2 separate regions of the Homo sapiens genome follow, and region 1 is linked to region 2. Evidence: chromatin contacts called from ENCODE Hi-C data. All regions are on one chromosome and are shown on one strand. Each heading gives the region's core, a stretch centred on a gene start or an enhancer-like site at or near the end of the contact. The rest is flanking DNA. Distances are from core to core; before and after follow the strand shown.

Region 1 (4,847 bases), core at 1,754-4,253, 410 kb before region 2:
GAAGAACAGAGTCCCTGCCCTCAGGGAGCCCCTAGCTACGCACAGAGGGCAGGATATGGGTCGGGGCAAGACAGCTCCCCCTACCCCTGGGTTGCACAAAGGCCGTGTGGCCAAGCACCACAGTGCTGTCTCACGGGTGGGGAGCGAGGACCTAGCCAGCAGCCAGGGGTCTGTGTGCCCCAGCAAAGAGCAGCCCCACCACGTTCCTCCAACCTGCCGCCCCACTTCCCTCCCCACAGCCCCCCATGCCTCCTGCCAAGTCCGCCTACTGTTGGTGAAGGAGCCGTCAGGAATGTAGAAGGCACCCACGGTGAGGCCCACCAGGATCAGGAACTTAAAGAACCAAAACCTACAGAAGGGGTCGGGGAATGGACAAGGAAGCTGAGTGCAGGCAGGGAAACTGGAAGCCAGACTGGGCCTGGCCCCAGAGCCCCCACCCACAAACAGCAGGTGCTGAGAGGGGTGAGGGTGGGCTTTCTGGTGGTCTGATAGGCACAGAAAGTCTCTCCTGGCCCTGGAAAAAACCCTAAGGGGCAGGAGGAAGGACCAAGCAGTGGTGAGGGTGGTCACCCAGGTCCAGCCCCAGCTGTGTCACTGAAGTGCTGCGGGGCCTGAGGCTTGCTGCCACCCTTTCTGAGCCTTACTCTTCATCTGAGAAATGGATATAACTCAGAGCTGTTCTCCATGCTGTGCCCTCCCGTGGCTCCTGAGTGGTGGGTAGGGTCTGCAGATCCCTGGACAGGCAGAGGAGCGGGCAAGGCACTGGGGGAAGGTCCCAGGGTGCAGGCAGGGACCCCTCTCTCACCCATTCTGGATGGCAGCCCGGGGGTCCCGGCTGCTGCTCACGCAGAGCATGAGCAGGGTGAAAAAGAAGAAGAAGGCCGCCGTGGCGAAGCACATGCGGTAGACAGCGCGGTAGCCAAGCAGGGAGCCACAGTCGATGTGGCCCTGCAGGACGGTGGGGATCCCGGCCCCCTCCTCACACACCCAGGGCAGCTGTGGAGACAGACAGAGCAGCGTCAAAGCCCCACCTCTCACAGAACCCTGGCAGCTCCCTTTATAAACCAGAGCCCTGGTCTCCCAAGGCCGGCCAGGAAAGAGGCTCTCCCAGCAGGGGCTGGACCAGACAGGGAGGGGAGCCCCTCACCTCTATCTCCACTGCCTCCGCCTCCATTCCTAGCCCTCTCTGGGCCTGAAGCCCTGGGAGGGAGCTCCCCAGTTACATCTTGTTATTGTTTATTTCCCACAGCCTCAGAAACTATTGCGCTGTCTAAAGCAGTGGTTCCCAAAGTGTTCTCCACCCACCACCTACATCAGAACCATCTGAGATGCTTGGGAAAACAGAGATTCTGTGGCCCCTCTCCCATGGAATAGAGCCTCAAGGTGGAGTCTGAGAATCTGCATTTCTACAAACTCCCCAGGGAATCTCATCTTTATACACACTAAAATGTGTATAAGGCACCTACGGTGATGCCCACGTCCCCCTGGGTCTGTGCTAGGCTGTAAAACACTGAGATGAAGGGAAGAGTTAGGAGCCCCAACCTGGGCTTAAGCACTAAGAGGGAGAAGAGCATCCCCTAGGCCAGTGTCCAGGGGGCGATAATGATTAATAAGATTTTCCAAGGAGACTGTGGCCTAAGAGAAAGAAGAATCCCCCCAAGAGGCTCAAGCCCTCCTCCCCTCATTTCCAACCTCAGATCATCAGTGCACCCAAACACCCTGCCTCCTCTTCTGGATAAGCTGTGACCCCAAGCCTGGGCCCTCTATCCTGGAGCCACTGACGCCCCTCGCTGGAGGCCGCCCTGCCTCCCCTGGGGCACTCACCTTGTAGAGCTGACTCTCCACGCCCGGGCTCAGCATAATGATGGACACCAGCACCCCCAGGAAGAGGAAGAACGTGAAGATGAGGCGGCTCACGGTGGAGTTGCGGCTGGCGGGGCAGCAGCTGCACAGGATGCAGGGGGCAGAGCCGCAGAGGCAGGACGCCTGCGGGAGGGCACTGTCACTCTTCCCTCTCCCCTTCACCGCCCAAGCGCGCACCTCTCACCACCTGCCCAGAGGTCGGCGCATCTGTGCTGCGCTAGGCAGGAGCACACTGTTCCCCAGACACCAGCCCATTGAACTTTCAGGTCCGAGAGGGAGGCTGGGTCATATAGGGCTACACAGCCAGTAACCACAGAACCCAGATTCAAACCTGGGTCTATCTCCAGTGATACTGTGGCTTGAAAGCGAGAGCTAGCCGAGGTCACGCTGTTTCTTTCTTACAGGGAGGGAGAGTAGTTTAAAAAAAAAAATCACAAGGCCAGCTGTCACCGATTACCTTCGTGACCTTATACAACTCACTCAACCTCTCTGTGCCTCAGTGTCCTCTTCTGTAACATAGTGGTATGTACTCCTCACAAAGCAGTTGTGAGAGTGAAACAGAAATTCCACATTGTAGCCCCCTTGGGCTCCCTTTCCCCTTCCCCACTTAATTTTTCCCCGCGGGACTTCTGCCATCAGCGAGGCTTTATGTTTTGTCGGCCTCCGCTTTCCAGCGGGGCAGGAATTTTTGCGTTTTGTTCATTGTGGTATTCCTAGAAATTCGAACAGTGTCTGTCACACAGCAGGAGCTTACAGGCTATCTGTTGAAGGAATATGAAGTGTTTGGCATAGTACCAGTCACATGTTAAGACCTCAGAAAACAGCAAGTGCAGAATAAACACCAGTTGGATAAACGGAATGATTTTCGGCTCTGAGGCTATACCAGCACTAGACAGCAGGTGGCGGTCTAACCCTTTCCCTCTCCAGGGTCCTCTGCCCCAGTTGCGGTCAGCCCTTCCCCTGGCCTGGCTGAAATCATTCAGGGGCTGGTGATGACACACTATGCCACACCTGAAAAGGAGACTCACCCTCCTGGGAGCCCAGTCCACAGCCCAGCCTTTAAAGAAACAGGCCCCACATCCAGATACCTCTGGTAAACTTTATCTTCCCCCAAACAGCCCCTACTCCTCACCCAGGGATTTAAGAGCCTGGAGAGCAACAGACATAGGCCTTGCCTTCCTGGAGCTTACACAAGCAGGAAAAACACTAAACAAATCATGACTCACATCGTGACAAGCGCTAAGAAGGACACGTACCCACTGCCAGAAAAGTGCTAATGCAGCCTAGGTTTGATTGAGGGTGGCATGTCAGGGAAGCCCTCCTTGAAGAAGTGACTTTTAAGCTGAGAGCAGGCCAGGTGCAGTGGCTCACACCTGTAATACCAGCATTTTGGGAGGCCAAGGCAGGAGGATCGCTTGAGCACAGGAGTTAGAGAATAGCCTGGGCAGCATAGCGAGACCGTATCTTTTAAAAAGAAGGGTTTTCTTCTTTTCTTCTTTTTTTGTTTTTTTTTTTTTGAGACAGGGTCTTGCCCTGTCACCCAGGCTGGAGTGCAGTGGCGCAATCTCAGCTCACTACAACCTCTGCCTCCTGGGCTCAAGCCATCCTCCCACCTCAGCCTCCTGAGTAGCTGGGACTACAAGCACACGCCACCATGCCTGGTTAATTTTTGTATTTTTTGTAGAGACGGAGTTTCACCACGTTGCCCAGACTGGTCTCAAACTCCTGGGCTCAAGCAATCTGCCCACCTCAGCCTCCCAAAGTGCTGGGATTACAGGCGTGAGCCACTGCACCTGGCCTTTTAAAAAGAAATATTTTAAAATAAAATAATAAGCTGAGAGCAGAGGGATGAGGAGACACTGCCAGACCAAAGGGAGGAAAGAAAGTTCTAGACAGGTGGCTCTGGGGTGGGTAGGGGCTGGGCATTTGAGGAATTTAAGAAGGCCCTCGTGGCCAAAGCTTGGTGAGCAGACAGTCAGCGGTGAGTATGAGGTCAGACAGGCTGGCAAGGCCAGACCACATAGGCACCAGCAGTCAGGAACAGGACACTGGTTTTCATCCTAAGAGCGGTGGGCACCCACTCGAGGGGCTGGAGCCAAGGGTCAGGAATTGAAAGATGAGCTTTGAAAAGAGCAGGCTGGCAGGGGCCCCTTGCTCCTCAGAGACCTCTGCTTTTCTTTCTGGACTGGTCACAAGGCACACAGCACACCCTGCTGGCGGGCATCTGCCTCCCCTCTTACTCTCCCCCAAACTAGAAATGCTCCTCGCCTATCTCTCGTTCACACAGATGCTAAACAAAATGCTTTGGAAACGAAACTATTCCTCATGGTCTAAATTGAAACAGTCCACCTGTCCAGCAACTTCTGGTTACATCTTGCAGCTGCCACCCCAAGACCTGCCTCCTATCCATGGCTGTCCTTGGTGGGTGAGAGGATAAGAAAAGCCTGAAAAATGTTTTAGAGGCCATAAAGCAGTGGTCCCAAACCTTTCTGGTACCAGGAGCCAATTTCAGGGAAGACACTTTTTCCACAGATGGCAGCAGGGGTGCTGGCAGGGGGCAGATATGGTTTTGGGATGAAACTGTTCCACCTCTGATCATCAGGAATTAGATTCTCATAAGAAGCACGCAACTTGGATCCCTCGCATGCACAGTTCACAATAGGGTTCGCACTCCTATGAGAATCTAATGCTGCCACTGATCTGACAGGAGGCGGAGCTCAGGCGGTAATGCTTGTTCACCTGCTGTTCACGTCCTGCTGTGTGGCCCAGTTCTTAACAGGCCATGGATAGATACTAGTCCATGGCCCAGGGGTTGGGGACCCCTGCTATAAAGAACATTCTGGGTATCAGTTAGAGCAGCTTATTAGTCCCATTTTACAGACGTGGAAATTGAGACCAGAGGGACTAAGAGACTTACCAGAGGTCACACAGCAAGTTGATAACAGCACTGAGATTCAAGTAGTATTAGTGGCAGCTACCATTTA
Region 2 (4,589 bases), core at 1,935-4,434:
CATGCCAGATTGTGATGATACCTAGTAGAGAAATATGAAGAAAATTATTGGAGATGTTGATTCTTAGACAGTTTTTTTGGTGATTTGAATTAAATTAATGAGAACACAAATTTTAACATTTAACATCTTTACATGTAAGTATTGAGTAACTGATTAAAGTGGATGCACTTCACTCTGCTTATATGTAGATTATTTTTAATACCATGAATATATACATATATATAAATGCAAAACGAGAATTTGGAAGATCTTATTCCTTCACTGAAAGAGAAGGTGAAAACTTAAAAATTCTTTGCTTTATATACTTATTTTTAATTAAAAAAACTGGCTTGTGATGGAACACTCAACATTTTTAACATTCCTTATTTAAGCAACAATTTTCAAAATGAGTTGGAAGTTTATTACAGGTTGGGTATCTCTTACCCAGAATACTTGGGGCCAGAAATGTTTTGGAATTTTTTGATGTTTGGAATATTTGCATAATAATTACTAGCTGAACAGCCCAATCTGGAAACGTGAAATCTGAAATGATCCAGTGAGCATTTCCTTTGACTGTCACATTGGCAATCAAAAAGTTTTGGATTTTAGAGCATTTCAAATTTTGCATTTTTTTGGATTAAGGATGCTAAGCCTGTATCAGCTTGCTTAAAAATATTTGAAATTTAGGACATGAGCTCTCTTCTTAAAATTGCTATTAACTTTTGCCCTTTTGAAATTGTATTGAAGTGGCCAGGCGCAGTGGCTTATGCCTGTAATCCCAGCACGTTGGGAGGCCGAGGCGGGTGGATCACCTGAGGTCAGGAGTTCAAGACCAGCCTGACCAACATGGAGAAACCCCATCTCTACTAAAAATACAAAATTAGCCAGGTATGGTGGCGCATGCCTGTAATCCCAGCTACTCCGGAGGCTGAGGCAGGAGAAATGCTTGAACCCAGGAGGCGGAGGTTGCGGTGAGCTGAGATCGCATCATTGCACTCCAGCCTGGGCAACAATAGAGAAACTCCATCTCAAAAAAAAAAAAAAGAAAAAAAAAGAAAAATAAATAAATTACATTGAAGTGGCTGGGCGTGATGGCTCACGTCTGTAATCCCAGCACTTTGGGAGGCCGAGGTGGGCAGATCACGAGATCAGGAGATCAAGACCATCCTGAGTAACATGGTGAAACCCCGTCTCTACTAAAAATATAAAAAATTAGTCAGGCGTGGTGGCAGGTGCCTGTATTCCCAGCTACTCGGGAAGCTGAGGCAGGAGAATGGCGTGAACCCAGGAGGTGGAGCTTGCAGTGAGCCGAGATCATGCCACTGCACTCCAGCCTGGGCAACAGAGCGAGACTCCGTCTCAAAAAAAAAAAAGAAAAAGAAAATGAAATTATGTTGAAGTGAAATGTATCTGCTTGAGAGATATGCCTTATTTATTTGCAGTGAATTTCAGACCACCATAATCTCAGTTTTATTTATTAGAGAATTAGTTGAAAATCATAACAAAAGTATATTTTGAATTAAGTAATCCACAATCCCAGTGCACTAACAAACACTCTTCTGCTTTTATTTTTCTTTCCAGTCTTGATCCAAAAGGGAAGAATGCATGAGGAGAAGCAGTCTTTACATGTACAATTTTGTATTTTACTTTTAAAATTTAATGTTATTTTATAAATATTACATGTAGTCATTATGGCTATTTTTGGTGAGCTTACATTGTTGTACTACAACTTGTTTGCTTGCTTATTTATTTATTTAAAGAGACAGGGTCTCACTATGTTGCACAGGCTAGTCTTGAATTCCTGGCCTCAAGTGATCCTTCTGCCTACCAATATGCTGGGATTATAGGTGTGGGCCACTGCACCAGGCCCACAGCTAATTTATTGTTGAATACTTAGTTTGCAGTTTGCTTTCAACTTTTTTTTTTTTTTCTGAGACACAGTCTTGCTCTGTCGCCCAGGCTGGAGTGCAGTGGTGCGATCTTGGCTCACTGTAACCTCCGCCTCCTGGGTTCAAGTGATTCTGCTACCTCAGCCTCCCGAGTAGCTGGGATTATAGGCGCCTGGCCACTACGCCTGGCTGATTTTTGTATTTTTAGTAGAGACAGGTTTTCACCATGTTGTCCAGGCTGGTCTTGAACTCCTGACCGCAAGCAATCCGCCCGCCTCAGCCTCCCAAAGTGCTGAGATTACAGGCCTACTTTCAACTTTTTTAATTCTTTTTTTTTTAATTTTAATGTTTAAAAATAGAGATTGGGTCTTGGCATGTTGCTCAGGCTGGTCTTGAACTCCTCAAGTGACCCTCCCACCTCAGCCTCCTAAAGTGCTGGGGTTACAAGCATGAGCCACTGCATCCAGCCTCGACTTTTTTTTATTTTTACAAGCACTTTGAATGTAGATTTTTTTTTTTTTTTTTTTTTTGGAGACTGGATCTTGCTCTGTTGCCCAGGCTAGAGTGCAGTGGCACAATCATGGCTCACTGCAGCCTTGACCTCCTGGGCTCAGGTGATCCTCCCACCTAGGTCAGCCTCCTGAATAGCTAGGACCACAGGCATGTGCTACCACACTTGGCTTTTTTAAGTTTTTGTAGAGATGGGCTGTCACATGTTTTCCAGGCTGGTCTTTAACTCCTAGACTCAAGCTATCCTCCTGCCTCACCTCCCAAAGTGCTGGGATTGCAGGAATCAGCCATCATACCTGGCTGTGACTTTTGATACGTATGTAGTTTCTGAGGCCCTTCCAAAAGAATTACGCTAACCAGGAATGAATGAACTTGGCTTTTCTTAAAGATATGTTTTAATAAGTTAAAGCTTTAAATAAAGCTTTAGTATAACTTAATATCAGTATAGTTCTTAGTATTTATAAAAGCACTTCATATACTATCTCACTTGATTTCACAACAACAGTCTGTGGTATGGAGAGACTACATAAGTTGTGAAAAATACAAAATTTTTACAAGTAAGACTACCACCTGTGATTATCAGTGGTTACCAATCAAACTTCCTCATTTCAGTTAGTTCTGAAAGGTCCTTTCTCTGAGTTGATGTCATCTTCTCTTAATGTACTGAGAGTGTGGTGAGATATATACTAAGAGATTAATAATTGTTTTGGTTGTTGGTCTGTCTTACCAGCTAGTTAAATATCAAGCATTTGTTTCCTGCATTGGCTGCATTCCAGTGAAACTAAGCTTGTGTTGTAAGTTAGAGATGCTAGATAATAACATGATCAAACTGATCACGTCTGCAGGGTTGTAACATCCATGTTAGTAGTATTTCTTAAGATGCTCAATTTCTGCTCTGAGAGATGCTCTGTGCAGCCTGTATTGAGTGTGTAAGCAGTTACCTAATATTTTATTCCTTTTGAGTACAGAGTAGTTGCTGGAGAGCCCTTTTACTGTTGAGATCATCAGTAAACCTCATTGATAAATCCCTATTCAAATATTAGTGGCGGTATGGTCAAACAAGTCCAGGCAATAATTGTCTTGCCTCTGCAGTTCCTGAAAAGCCGTAATCATGGTTCTTGTAGTGTTGTTTTGTTGGGGTAGTTAATGTAATGAGGTTTGTACTGACATGGCCTAGGTGATGCCATGATCACTGTGTCTGATAGTTTGACATAGGAGCATTTCATTGACAAATCATTAGTATTGTGATGTCTATTGGCTGCTACTTTGCTCTTTTAAAGAAGGATAGTAGCTGATTTTTTGTTTACTGTTTCAGCATTGTATTATGTCATTACATGTGTTATCTCTTTCATTGTACACAATAGGTCATTTTATAGGTGAGAAAAAGCAGAAGAGGATAAAATTCACACAGCTGGGATTTAAAACTAGTTTAAAATAAAGTGATTTCAGAGCATTCATGGGTCTTTATCACTGTTCTTAAAATAAGAAGCTTAGAGTTTCTTGATATTCTCCACTTTTTATTGTCTTAATCCATGTTTTAAGGGTTCTTGGTGTAGGGGTTTATGACATGATTGATTGTTAAGTGTTAAGTGTGGTTTTGCGTATTGTTCTTTTTTGTTAGATGGAAAGGAAAAAAGGTGTTTCCAGACAAATTTAAAAGAAGTGTCTCAAGTGGCTGACATTGCTTGTAAACCAGTGCTTGACTTCTATTTTGTTTTCCAGAAGCCTCATAGATAAGCTTACTGAATTTTTTTTTTTTTTTTTTTTTTACTTTTCATAAGTTTTTTTATTTTATAAACTTACGATTCAGGGTGGGATAAACAGTGTACGTGTGTGTGTTTCTCCCAGAGATTTGAGAGCACACACTATTGGTGGGGCAGTTAGGAATTCCACTTAATGTTTCATTACAAGAAAGAGTACAAGGTCTATTTATTTTATTGCTGGGGATGATAGGACTCCCCAAGTCATGGTTCTCAGTTTGTAGATCTTGAAATGGACTGTTATTACTAATTCAGATGACTGGGTTGCGATATTGACCCCACACTAACCAGAACAACAAGAGGCTAATGTATGAAAACCAAAATGCAGTCTGCTGATTTTTTTTTTTTAAGGAAAAAAAACAACTCTTAGATGGACAAGGATGGTTGTGTTTGGTGATTGGCATGGTTGGCTATAGGAGGAAGCCAGTTCTTTAAGAAGGTGGCTTGGTAA

What was found. Hi-C counts contacts between places; a loop is a spot of excess contacts on that map. Pooled maps may share reads with other maps.
Region 1: a map with no recorded cell type shows a loop between it and region 2 (10-fold over the local background). The contact joins two enhancer-like sites. A Hi-C loop is called at or near these places in 2 of 37 single-sample maps with no recorded cell type and 3 of 50 pooled maps.

What each region holds. Positions count from the first base shown.
Region 1 is chr1:31,420,832-31,425,678 of GRCh38, reverse strand. It overlaps SERINC2 (serine incorporator 2), which reads right to left. Exons shown (of 10, transcript NM_178865.5): 2 at 1,825-1,986; 3 at 806-996; 4 at 270-349. Among named protein-coding and RNA genes, the nearest start is that of SERINC2, 10 kb to the right of the region's middle. RefSeq lists enhancers at 334-895, 896-1,457 and a silencer at 1,930-2,029. Within about 2 kb of position 3,003, at least 16 of the 41 ENCODE cell types and tissues checked have a DNase peak (open chromatin) inside an H3K27ac peak, as active enhancers do.
Region 2 is chr1:31,012,111-31,016,699 of GRCh38, reverse strand. The region is part of intron 3 of PUM1 (pumilio RNA binding family member 1); the gene reads left to right. Among named protein-coding and RNA genes, the nearest start is that of SNORD103C, 46 kb to the right of the region's middle. Within about 2 kb of position 3,184, at least 3 of the 41 ENCODE cell types and tissues checked have a DNase peak (open chromatin) inside an H3K27ac peak, as active enhancers do.